2 separate regions of the Homo sapiens genome follow, and region 2 is linked to region 1. A link is a contact called in ENCODE Hi-C data. All regions are on one chromosome and are shown on one strand. Each heading gives the region's core, a stretch centred on a gene start or an enhancer-like site at or near the end of the contact. The rest is flanking DNA. Distances are from core to core; before and after follow the strand shown. Region 1 has its middle 73 kb from the start of LINC01436. Region 2 overlaps CBR1-AS1 (CBR1 antisense RNA 1).

Evidence for each region. A loop is a pair of places that touch in the nucleus more often than their neighbours do. Pooled maps may share reads with other maps.
Region 2: a map of OCI-LY7 shows a loop between it and region 1 (3-fold over the local background). The contact joins two enhancer-like sites. A Hi-C loop is called at or near these places in 9 of 168 maps with a recorded cell type or tissue (GM12878, IMR-90, K562 and 6 more), 11 of 37 single-sample maps with no recorded cell type and 19 of 50 pooled maps.

The regions. Positions count from the first base shown.
Region 1 is chr21:35,929,455-35,935,536 of GRCh38, forward strand. No RefSeq gene overlaps it. Among named protein-coding and RNA genes, the nearest start is that of LINC01436, 73 kb to the right of the region's middle. Within about 2 kb of position 3,022, at least 24 of the 41 ENCODE cell types and tissues checked have a DNase peak (open chromatin) inside an H3K27ac peak, as active enhancers do; they include OCI-LY7, PC-3 and PC-9, where a contact is called at or near this core.
Region 2 is chr21:36,111,001-36,117,082 of GRCh38, forward strand. All of the region lies in intron 1 of CBR1-AS1 (CBR1 antisense RNA 1), which reads right to left. Among named protein-coding and RNA genes, the nearest start is that of CBR1-AS1, 13 kb to the right of the region's middle. RefSeq lists enhancers at 1,915-2,044, 2,085-2,184, 2,326-2,838, 3,176-3,235. Within about 2 kb of position 2,776, at least 27 of the 41 ENCODE cell types and tissues checked have a DNase peak (open chromatin) inside an H3K27ac peak, as active enhancers do; they include OCI-LY7, PC-3 and PC-9, where a contact is called at or near this core.

The sequences.
Region 1 (6,082 bases), core at 1,772-4,271:
CACCTGTAATCCCAGCTACTCGGGAGGCTGAGGCAGGAGAATCGCTTGAACCCGGGAGGTGGAGATCACAGTGAGCCAAGACCACACTACTGAGTGAGACTCTGTCTCAAAAAATAAAAAATAAATTAAAAAGATGATATGGTAATGCTAAGGTCATTTCATTCAGTCTCTAAATTCATGGCAGATGGGCATGGTGGTGTACGCCTGTAGTCCCAGCTACCCAGGAGGCTGAGGTGGGAGGATCCCTTAAGCCTGAGAGGTAGAGGTTGCAGTGAGCCATGATTGCACCACTGCACTCAAGCCTGGGCAACAGAATGAGGCTGTGTCTTAAAAAATACATAAATAAACAAATTAATGCCAGAATTAGGAAGGAAAATTTAATTACATAAATTCTCTAAGACTCTATAAAACAGCCAGATGAGTGGTCCAATCCCCTTTCCAAATAGCTTTGGTTTCAATTTTATGTTTGTTGGCTTGGGGTCCGTCCATCTGGGTCATGTATTGGGCCAGTGTGGGATCTCAGGCATTGTTACTGGGTTCGCACGGCTGTTCCCTAACCTAACATGGCAGCATTAGATGCCAGCACTTTGATCCATGCACACACACAGGATATAGACATAAGAGCTTCCCAAACCAACTGGAAAGAGTCCCAGTGGGAATACTCCACGACATATTCATCAAAGTCAAATGCAGAGCAAATTGACCTGGCTCATTAATTATGAAAATTCTCTCACAAAGTGACATGTTGCTAACTATGTGGAAGCTTAGCACATTTTCACGTGGTTCTTTTTGTCTACTTGGATCCAAAATGTCACATTTAGTAATGCGTTGAGGTTTTCTTTTCCTTACTTAGGAAGAAAAAGCTATTTTATGCCGAACCCACATCTAAATATATATACTCGTGTGTTTACATATGCCCACTATGTGGATAGAGGTAGCCTGTTGGTAAGAAGGAAGTTTGCTATGCCAGAATTTGTTTTACAAAGATATATAGAAGGAATTTGAAAAATAAATGTTGATTATTTTAAAACCCTTGAATCTATGTTGAGCGCCTGTCCCCCCTGGACTAACTGGGCAAATTCAGACATCATATGAAAACCTGGCCTTATTTCTCTACATATGTTGGCTAAAGCAGTGAAAAGAACATGGGCCTCTCTCCACCATCACTGAAAGGAATTTCAGTTCCTTAGGTCTTTCATTTCCTCTCTCAAAATGTAGGAATGAGAACTTTCAGAAGCTCACAAAAGTTACCCTTCTATATTCAGGCCTTTTATCTAAACTGAGATGGTCATTATGTACTGCTTGACTTTTAAAAGCTCCTAAATGTGGCCAGGCACAGTGGCTCAAGCCTGTAATCCCAACACTTTGGGAGGCTGAGGTGGGTGGATCACCTGAGGTCGGGAGTTCGAGACCAGCCTGACCAACAATGGAGAAACCCTGTCTCTACTAAAAATACAAAATTAGCCAGGCGTGGTGGGCCATGCCTGTAATCCCAGCTACTCGGGAAGGCTGAGGCAGGAGAATCGCTTGAACTCGGGAGGCAGAGGTTGCAGTGAGCCAAGATCACGCCATTGCACTCCAGCCTGGGCAACAAGAGTGAAACTCCATCTCAAAAAAAAAAAGCTCCTAAATGTGCCTACTGAATCTTATGACAATGCCTGATCATTGAAAATCCTTTCTGGATCAGTTAGGTTATTAGTTTGGCTATCATTAAAAAAGGTCAAAGTAACAGTAACTTAAATTGATAATAGTTTATTTATTTTAAATATGGTCTAATCATAAATATTCAAAGTGTTATAACACTCCATAGTATCAGAGTTCCCGCTCTTCCTGTCCTGCTGTTCTGCCATCCAAAACACATAGCACGTGCATACCTGTGCATACCTAAGCCTGTGCATAGAGGCCCCACAGCAACTCTGCACATAGCCCTCAAGGTCACATCCCACGGGCCATGTGGCAGTTCTTGCTGCAAGGGAAGCTGGGAAACATAACCTTTGTTCTGGGCTGCATTGGACTCAACTTTACTAAAGGAAAGGGATGGCTGAGACCAGCCATGTCTGCCACAGCCTTCTTTTCATTAAGGTGCAGCGTTTCCCTAAGTATTGGCACAGAGAAGGCACAAAATAGATATGTGTTCAATGAACAAATAAACAAATGAATAAATAAAATTCTTCAGGGAATGCTTATCTGAAAACAGACATGAAAACAGTTTGCTAGGATATTCACGGTTGGTTGTTTTCATCAATTTCTCAGAGGAGAAATTTAGTTTTTATTAGATCATTAAATCAATTTAAACAGACATATATTTGTATATCAGCATCAGGAAGAGCAATGTAAATGTCCTACGGGTGACATCATCATATTCTTCCCCAGCATTTCTCAAACCTATCTAGCCATGGAACCCTTTGTCAGAGAACATTTACTAATGATTTACAAGACATTCATGAAAAATACTCTCCTGCCTAAAATCTTAGCAGAAAAATAGAATTCAGCCATTTATCCACTTAGGATAGGACCATAAAGAAGTCAATATACATGTAAATAAACTACATTTTTTTAAAGCAACAAGAGAGAAGTCTTTTCAGCACATACTATTAACAGTCCCATAGTATCTTCCAATGGCTGTGAATAACTAGTAGGTTGACCTGCCACCTTACATAATGTCTTCATCTCCCCAGTAATTTCCCAATAATCCTGGAGTACTGGAAATGGAAGACACCTTAAAATGGTATCAAAGCCATTCGTCGGCCTTCAGATCCTAATGTCACTAAACTAACTGAGAGAAACCAACATCAGAGCAAAACCTCATGACATGAGCTCATTCCTACACAGGGTCTGGAAAACATCACTTCCACTTTAAGTACACACTAAAAAAGGATGATGATTCAGACAGACAATCTTAGCTGCACTGCGCGGGTGGACAAGGGGATTGTAACCAGCCATCCAGGAAATCTGGCATCTGTCCAGAAAACAAGTCTAAATTTTGAAAGGTCTCTGCCTAACACATTCAGTTTATGTCCACAGGTCTCTGAGGAAGTGCACTTATAAAGAGGAGATGACTACGTTAGAAATTATGACTGAGGCAGCTTTTGCGCTGTAACTCTTGCTTAAAAGGGAAGTACGCCAGTTCCCCTTTGAAACAGTTTCTAAGCAGCAGGTGGCTACCACCAGGAAGCCAGGCACACGATGCAGCAGTATTGATATCTGGCTGTGTTGTACAGATCTTCCCTTTATCCATTCGAAGGATGTGAAAGCGAGGGCAGAGGGTAGAATTTTTAGCTGGTAATGGTCTCTTTTAATCAAAGAACTCAATAAATTACAAAGAGACTGAGTCACTTGTCCTGTCTCAAAGAAATGTCATAAGAATAGCTCAGGGCAGTAAAGGAAGTTTAATTAACGCAGCCGGGTGTGGTAGTTCACACCTGTAATCCCAGCGCTTTGAGAGGCCAAGGCAGGCGGATCACCTAAGGTCAGGAGTTCGAGACCAGCCTGGCCAACATGGCAAAACCCCATCTCTACTTAAAAAAAAAAAAAATTAGCTGGACATGGTGGCACATGCCTGTAATCCCAGCTACTGGGGAGGCTGAAGCAGGAGAATCGCTTGAACCTGGGAGGTGGAGATTGCAGTGAGCCAAGATCATGCCACTGCACTCCAGCCTGGGTGACAGGGTGAGACTCCACCTCAAAAAAAAAAAAAAAAAAGAGCTCAGAATTGGAGAACATTTATAAGTAGCTTGGTTTAGGGGAGGACAAATGAGGAGAAAGCCGATCTAAAATAGGTTGGGACAATCTATTAGCCAACTATCTACACTCTCCCACCATAGTTTTCATTATTGCATTAATGAAAGCTGAGTCTCCAGAAATTAAAAAAGACTGTTTCTCAACCTATCTAAGCTGCAATCCGTTTTAATGAAGCTAAGTATAGAGACAGAGGGAACCTAGATAATAATAGAAATAACTGTGCTAATGTTTAAAAGAAGAAAAGAATGAGGTTAAGGTTAATTGCAGTAAATAATAATGAAAAATGTGTGTTATTCAATATAGTCACTAAAAGGATGAAAATATTTTCAAATATGACTCATTCCAGTTGAAACAGGAAGGGAAGTAAAAGCATCAACATCTGACAAGACATTAAACTCCCTAAGTCAGAGCAGCGCTGCCCCTGTGGGGAAGAAACTATCCTCCTCCCAATGGCACAGAACCAACTCACTCAAGCCAGGCGCCTCTGGAGAAAGTCACTGAATCACATATGTGTGTGCACACACACACACGACAATAGCCAGCCAGAGAGTGAGAAAGAAAGAGGGTATACTGACCCCTAAAGGACCAAGGCAGACTGTAGACATCTTTCAAGAAGGAAAGGAATGAAGAAAAAAAAAGGCAATAGATAATTTAGCTCAAAATCATGTTGGGAGAGGGTTGACCAGTTCTTGGACCCAGGGATCTTGAGAGAAAGAGTAGATGAGCCCAAATGTCCTCAGTAGGCACTTGAGGTAAGGAGCCAAGAGCTGACTTAGAAGGAGAAGGAAGGAGGACCCACAGGAATAATAAAGCAAGAAGGAGAGCACTTAAATACACCACATGTCTTCAAATTCGCAGGCCCTAGGGATTTGTAACTTGTTACAAAGTTATTTCTGAAGGCTAGAAAAATGTACAGAAAACATATGCTGCTTCAAAAGTGGGAGTGGAGAGAGTGGGAGAAAGGGATGACCTGCTTCTGTGAATAAATGTTCCTATTGTAATTCCTTAACTGGCAAAGTACTTTTGTGTAAATGATACTTTGTAAACCCATAGGCAGAAACCTAGCTGAGAAATAATCAGCACAAATAGGCAGAGTACAAATGCGTATTTATGCAACTTTCTCGGTTTTTTATTTCTTAAAAAAAAGCACTAAACTTCACATTTACAGAAGAATGAAAGGCGTGTCATTTGTTTTAATTTTTTAAGATGTTGATTTAATCTAATCAAGATTTTGGTGCAAGTGGAATCAACTACCTTAGGAAGGCAGATAGAATTAGAGTCTTGATGTGCAACTCAAATCTAGATGTTTCCTCCTGACTTTCCCCCAGCTCAGCCTCCTCATCCAACTGCCATTGGACCCTCCACCTTCCCAGACTGAACTCAGTACTTCCCCTTCCTTCACTCTATCTCCTCTTCCATTTTCATCTCTCCTTCTCCTCTCAACCCTCTTGCACTCTTTCCTAGACCTCAGTTAATGAAGTCGGCATCCATCCAACCTCCAACGCAAGCAATATTTTGAAAAACCCCTGCTTGAAATAAATGTCACTTCCTTCACTTATAGAATAAAATCCAAACTCTCCCAGCATCATAGAGAAAAGTTCTTCACATATAAGTGCCCATCTACCTTTCAAACCTGTCTCCGCTCCTTACCCTATGCTCCCAACACACCCAATTATCCTCCAAGCCCCCAAATCCAATCACATTCCCTTCATCTGGGGTGCCCTCCAGGTCTTTGCCCGGGGAAATGCTATCCACTCCAAGACTCAGCTGAAACACCACCTCTCTGTGAAGACATCCCTAACTCCCCAGGCATAGTCTGTACATCTCTCTTTTATCCCTCTATCGCCTTGGGTTAATATAATAGTGTTTCCCCTGTTTCTGGTAATTGATCTGTTTTTAAGACTCTCTTCCTGAGTGGAAAGCAAGAAGATATTGCCTTCATCTTTGCATGTGAGCACTAAGCACCTTGGTCACCTTACCTAAAGGGAACACGCTTCCTGCTATGTTTTTCTCCCTAGCGCTACCATATACTTGCTTGTTTACTTGTTTATTACCTGTCTCCCTCCACTGGACTATGAACTACATGAAAGCAGGTATTTTTGTCTATTCTGCTCTCCTCTGTAGCATCAATGCCCTGAATAATGCCTGGCACATGATAGGCACTTAATACATATTTGCATGAACGTGGATCCAAAATGACTTAGAACAGTGTCTAACACATTCAACATACAAGTACCTCCTACTCCCTAGAATTTTTCTCAGTATTCCTCCAATTCTCCCTCCACCTCCTCTGCATTCCTACCATGACTACATGAGGTTCCACAATACTTGGCATTTCATC
Region 2 (6,082 bases), core at 1,526-4,025, 180 kb after region 1:
TCACTCATTTTGGTCGTTACCAGAAAGGAACTCATATTTAGCTGGAATCTATGCCAGGTAATGTTACAGAGGGTAGTAGTCAGACATGAACAGGGCAGGAGAAGGCCCCCACACCCCACCAGGAATGTCAGGTGATGGTCCAGCAGTTGTCCCACTGCCTCTCTAAAATAATAACTGGTCTGAGCCAGCACCAGGGAAAGACAGTTTCCCAACAGATTAAAAAAACACCTGAAACTGGTGATTGGCAGCTTCCCGATAAGATCTCAGGAATTGGGTGAGTGGGCTCAATCATGTGCATTAAGAGGCAAAATAGCAGAGTTTAACTGGCATATGACCTTCCAGGTACATTCCACCAGAAAAGGGAAGAACACCTACCTCAGGTGAGCATGCATACAACTCTAGCAAACACACTGCGCATGCTCACCTCCCGAGCCTAGCAGGCCACCGCGCATGCACGCAGATCACCCTCGCCCTAAGGGAAGAATGAGGGGAAGAGGCACCAGATGTTGGAAGTATGCCAGCACCTAAATCCCTAAATCCAAGGTCAAGTGGGGCACTTGTCCTTCAACTTGCCCAGCTGGGCCTCCTCCAAGTGTACTTTCCTTTCTTTCATTCCCGTTCTAAAGCTTTTTAATAATCTTTAGCTTCTGCTCTGATACTTGCCTTGGTCTCTTATTCTGCCTTATGCCCCTCAGTCAAATTCTTCTGAGGAGGCAAGAATTCAGGGAGGGAGGGAAGGAGGGAGGAAAGTGAAGGCAGGGAGGGAGGGAGGGAGGGAGGAGGGAGGGAGGATGGAAGGAAGGAAGGGAGGAAGGGAGGGAGGGAGGGAGGGGGCAAGTGAAGGGAGGAAGGGAGGAAAGTGAAGGGAGGAAGGAAGGAAGGAAGGAGAAGGGAAGAAGGAAAGGAAGGAAGGAAGGATACATCCTTGAATAAGGATCAATGAGGACCAAAGCCCCAAAATGACAAATGTCCCATAGGACAGGGTGGGGTAGCATTTCTAATGTGATGCTAGCCTGCGTTCCATCAAAAATGGGTTTACTGGCCGGGTGCAGTGGCTCACACCTGTAATCCCAGCACTTTGGGAGGCCGAGGCAGGTGGATCACTTGAGGTCAGGAGTTCGACACCAACCTGGCCAACATGTTGAAACCCCAACTCTCCTAAAAATACAAAACATTAGCTGGGTGTGGTGGTAGGCGCCTGTAATCCCAGCTACTCGGGAGGCTGAAACAGGAGAATCACCTGAACCCACGAGGCAGAGGTTGCAGTGAGTTGAGATAGTGCCATTGCACTTCAGCCTGGGCAACAAGAGTGAAACTCTGTCTCAAAAAAAAAAAAAAAAAGTTTACAAATCCCATCGTAACCTGAAGGCAATTGCTTTGAGATCTGTTCACAAGAGCCATAGATTTATCATGTAACTTAACTTCATTTGGTACAAACTTTGTTTTTTTTTTGGAGTTGGCCCCATTTGGGAAAATCAGAATGTAGATCTGGAATTTAAATATTGCCTACAAAGCTAAACAGACAAAATGCAGTTGTTGCTTACCTGAAACAAATGTTTGCGGCATCTAAGGACTGATAGGCTGGGACAGAATTAAGATAGTGTTAGGAAAGGGTCCCCTAAGGTTGGGTCGAGTTGCCCTTTCATAGGAAGAAGAGAGGCCTGGGAAAACTTTCTAACCAGGAAGGTAGACATTAATGTCCATAGTTAACATTAGTCAATGATTATTTACTAGGTATGCTCTTTTTAGAGACGTTTATGTACACTCTCGTTTAGTCTTAGTACAGCTCATAATGAGCTGGTACTATTATAACCCTCATTTTACAGAGGAGGAAACAGCCTTCACATGTGTACAGAAATCAGTGAAGCCTGCCTATCACCCATACTTGCTGGGTTCAACATGAACGGCACAGGCAAGGAGAAAGCCCTGTGACCAGCGGTACCAGAAAGAGTGAAAGGGCGCCATCTAGTGACTGTCATGGTGGTTGGCAGTAGAGGTTGGAAGCCGGTGGTTTTTTTTCGTGGGTTTTTTTTGCTGTTGTTTTGGGGTTGTTTTTCTGTGTGAGACAGAGTTTTGCTCTTGTTGCCCAGGCTGGAGCGCAACTGCGGACTACCAATTTCAGTTGTTTCTATCTACTGGGAAACGGCCGCTCCCTGGTGCCAGCTGCAACCAATTATCATTTTAGCGAGGCAGGATGACAACCTCCGGCCCATCACGTGATGGTCGCCTGACATTTCTGGTGTGTGGGGGGAGCTGTCTCCTGCCCTGCTCATGCCCCACTAGCTACCTACTGTAACATTCTCGGGTATCTGGAATACAGTACTAAGCATCTTAAAAAAAACTTCACTGGCGGCCGGGCACAGTGGCTCATGCCTGTAATCCCAACACTTTGGGAGACCAAGGCAGACGGATCACGAGGTGAGGAGTTAGAGACCAGCCTGGCCAACATGGTGAAAACCCCATCTCTACTAAAAGTACCAAAATGAGCCGGCCATGGTGGCGTGCGCCTGTAGTCCCAGCTACTCAGGAGGCTGAGGCAGGAGAATCACTTGAACCTGGGAGGCAGAGGTTGCAGTGAGCCGAGATTGCACCATTGCACTCCAGCCTGGGCAACTAACAGTGAAACTCTGACTCAAAAAAAAACAAAAAACAAAAAACAACCCCCCCCCCCCCCCCACACACACACACACACACACACGCAGAGGCAAAATGGCGGGGGGTAACCTTCTAGGGGGTCATTCCACCGGAAACGGGAAGAACGACTCAGGTGAGCATGCCTGCAGCTCCAGTAAACACACGTAACTCCGGTAAACATGCTTGCCTCCCAAGCACAATCAGGTCACTGCGCATGCGGGTGGCTCACCCTAAGGGAAGAATGAAGGGAAAGGGGTGCAAGACGCCGGAAGCAGGGCAGCATGTAAAATCCTAGGTCCAAGGTCAAACGGAGCACTTGACCTCCAAGGTGCCCCCTTAAGCCTCTTCCAAGTGTACTTTCCTTTCTTTCATTCCTGCTCTAAATCTTTTTCATCAATTTCCACTCCGCTGTAAAACTTGCCTCGGTCTCTTTTCCTGCCTTATGACAATCTATTTTTTTCTTCTGAGGAAGGAAGAGTTGAGGCTGCTGCAGACCTGTACAGATTCGCTGCCGGTCTCTCAGATAACTTCCACTACTAGCAAGAAAGCAAACACACCACATCAATGAACCACCACCATGTAGCTTAAGAGCTGTAAACTTTCACTTTTACTTTTTTTTTTTTTTTTTTTTGAGATGGAGTCTCCCTCTGTCACCCAGGCTGGAGTGCAATTGTGCAATCTTGGCTCACTGCAACCTCCACCTCCGGGGTTCAAGCAGTTCTCCTGCCTCACCCTCCTGAGTAGCTGGGATGACAGGCATGTGCCACCACACCTGGCCAACTTTTTGTAGAGATGGGGCTTTGCCATGTTGGCCAGGCTGATCTCAAACGCCCAGCCTCAAGTGATCCACCCACCTCAGCCTCCCAAAGTGCTGGGATTACAGGCATGAGCCACCGTGCCTGGCCAATTCTTCACTTTTTCAAGTAAATATATGCACACTGATTAAAAACCCAAATGAACGAAAGCTAGATACAGTGGGAAGTCAGCCTCCACATCCCCCAGCTACCCAGTCCTCCCCAGAAGCAACTGCTGTTACCAGCTTCCCATGTCCCCTTCCAGAGACAGTCTAAGTAAGCAAATACTTTGATACAAATAATAGCATACCACGGTAGCCGGAATAAAGCCTCCTCACCAAGGTGTCCGTGTCCTAATGCCTGGGATCAGTAAATATGTGATACGGCAATAGGGACGGGGCAGCTGATTCAAGTTAAAGGCCTTGAGAAGGCAGATTATCCAGGTGGGCCCTATGTAATCAAACAAATCCTTAAAGCTGAGAACCTTCCCAGGCTGTAGTCAGAAGAAGATGTGACTTTGGGGTTAGAGAGACGCAAAGTTGCTGGTACTGAAGATGGAGGAAGCCACGTAATGCAGGTGACAAAAACACTGATTCTCTCCTTAGCCCCCTGGAAAGGCGTGCAGCCCTGCTGGCGCCTTGATCCCAGGCAGGTGAGGCCTGTGTCAGACTTCCTACCCCAAAATCAGAAGGTAATAAGTTTGTGTCTTAAGCCCCTAAATTTGAGAACATTTGCTACAGCAACAATAGAAAACTAATAAATACACTAGTACCCTTTTCTTTCCTTCTTTCTTCCTTTCCTTTTTTTTTTTTTTTTTGACGGAGACTCACTCTGTCACCCAGGCTGGAGTGCAGTGACGTGATCTCGGCTCACTGCAATCTCTGCCTCCCCTGTTCAACCTGTTCAAGCAATTCTCCTGCCTCAGACTCCCAAGTAGCTAGGATTACAGATGCACAGCACCACACCTGGATTTTTTTTTTTTTTTTTTTTTTTTTTGTATTTTTAGTAGAGACATGGTTTCACCACATTGGCCAGGCTGGTCCGGAACTCCTGACCTCAAGTGATCCACCCACCTCAGCCTCCACTGCACCCAGCATCATCTTCTTCTTCTTTTTTTTTTTTTTTCAAGATAAGGTCTTGCTTTGTTGCCCAGACTGAGTGCAGTGGTGCAATAATGGCTTACAGCAGCCTTAAACTCTGTGGCTCAAGCGACCCTCCTGCCTCAGCCCCGGGAGTAGCTGGGACCACAGATATGCACCACCACCCTCAGCTAATTTTTAAAAATTTTTTGTAGAGATGGGGTCTATGTTGCCAAGGCTGGTCTTAAACTTCTGGCCTTAAGCAATCCTCCCACCTCAGGCTCCCAAAGTTCTAGGATTAGAGGCATGGGCCACCGTGTCCCACCTCCTTTCCTCACTTAATACATTTTGAAGCCTCTTCCCTTTTACAATATTTAGAGCTGCCTCATTCTTTTTAATGGCTGCATAGCATCTCATCATATGAGTATTTAATCGTTCTATTAAGGATGGTCACGGGGCTATTTGAGACATATAAATAAGTTACAAATAAGTCTGTAATGTCATACTTCCCAATTATTCTCATCTCATAGCACACACAAATATATTAATATTTATATAACACACTGAAGTGAATTGAAGGTACTGAGGTCATTTACCTTGGACCTTGATGGAAAATGTTACTAATAATACTTTCTTTTTCTTTCTTTTTTTTTTTTAAATGAGACAAGTTCTCATTCTATTGCCCAGGCTGGAATGCAGTGGCATGATCACGGCTCACTGCAGCTTCAGCCTCCCAAGTACCTGGGACCATTGGTGCACACCACCACACCTGGCTAATTTTTTATTTTTAGTAGAGACGAGGTCTTACATGTTACCCAGGCTGGTCTGGAACTCCTAGGCTCAAGCGATCTTCTCACCTCAGCCTTCCAAAGTGCTGGGATTACAAGCGTGAGCCACCATGACTGGCCTATATTCTTTATATTATATAGTTTTGTTAGTTTTTTCAGACAGGCTTTCTCTCTGTCACCAAGGCTGGAGTGCAGTGAAATGATCTCAGCTCACTGCAGCCTCCACCTCCTGGGCTCAAGCTATCCTCCTGCCTCAGCCTCCCAAGTAGCTGGGACCATAGGCAAGCACTACCACACTTGGCTAATTTTTGTATTCTTTTGGTAGAGTCAGGGTTTCACCATGTTACCCAGGCTGGTCTCAAACTCCTAGACTGAAGCAATCCACCTGCCTCGGCCTCCCAAAGTGCTAGGATTACAAGTGTAAGCCACCACACCCGACATACAGTTATTAAACACACAAACACACATACAGGAGAAGATATTGACATTGAATTTATATAAAACTTTTTTTTAACTGAGGGTCCCACTCTGTCACCCAGGCTGGAGTACAGTGGCGTGATCCTAGCTCATTGCACCCTCAAACTCTAGGGCTCAAGGGATCCTCCCACCTCAGCCTCTCAAGTAGCTAGGACTACAGGTGTGCACCACCACGCCCATGTAATTTTATTTTATTTTTTTAGAGTTAGAGTCTCTTATTACTGCCCAGACTGGTCTCAAACTCCTGGGTTCAAGCAATCCTCCTACTTCAACTTCCCAAAGTGTTGGGATTACAAGCATGAGCTACCAT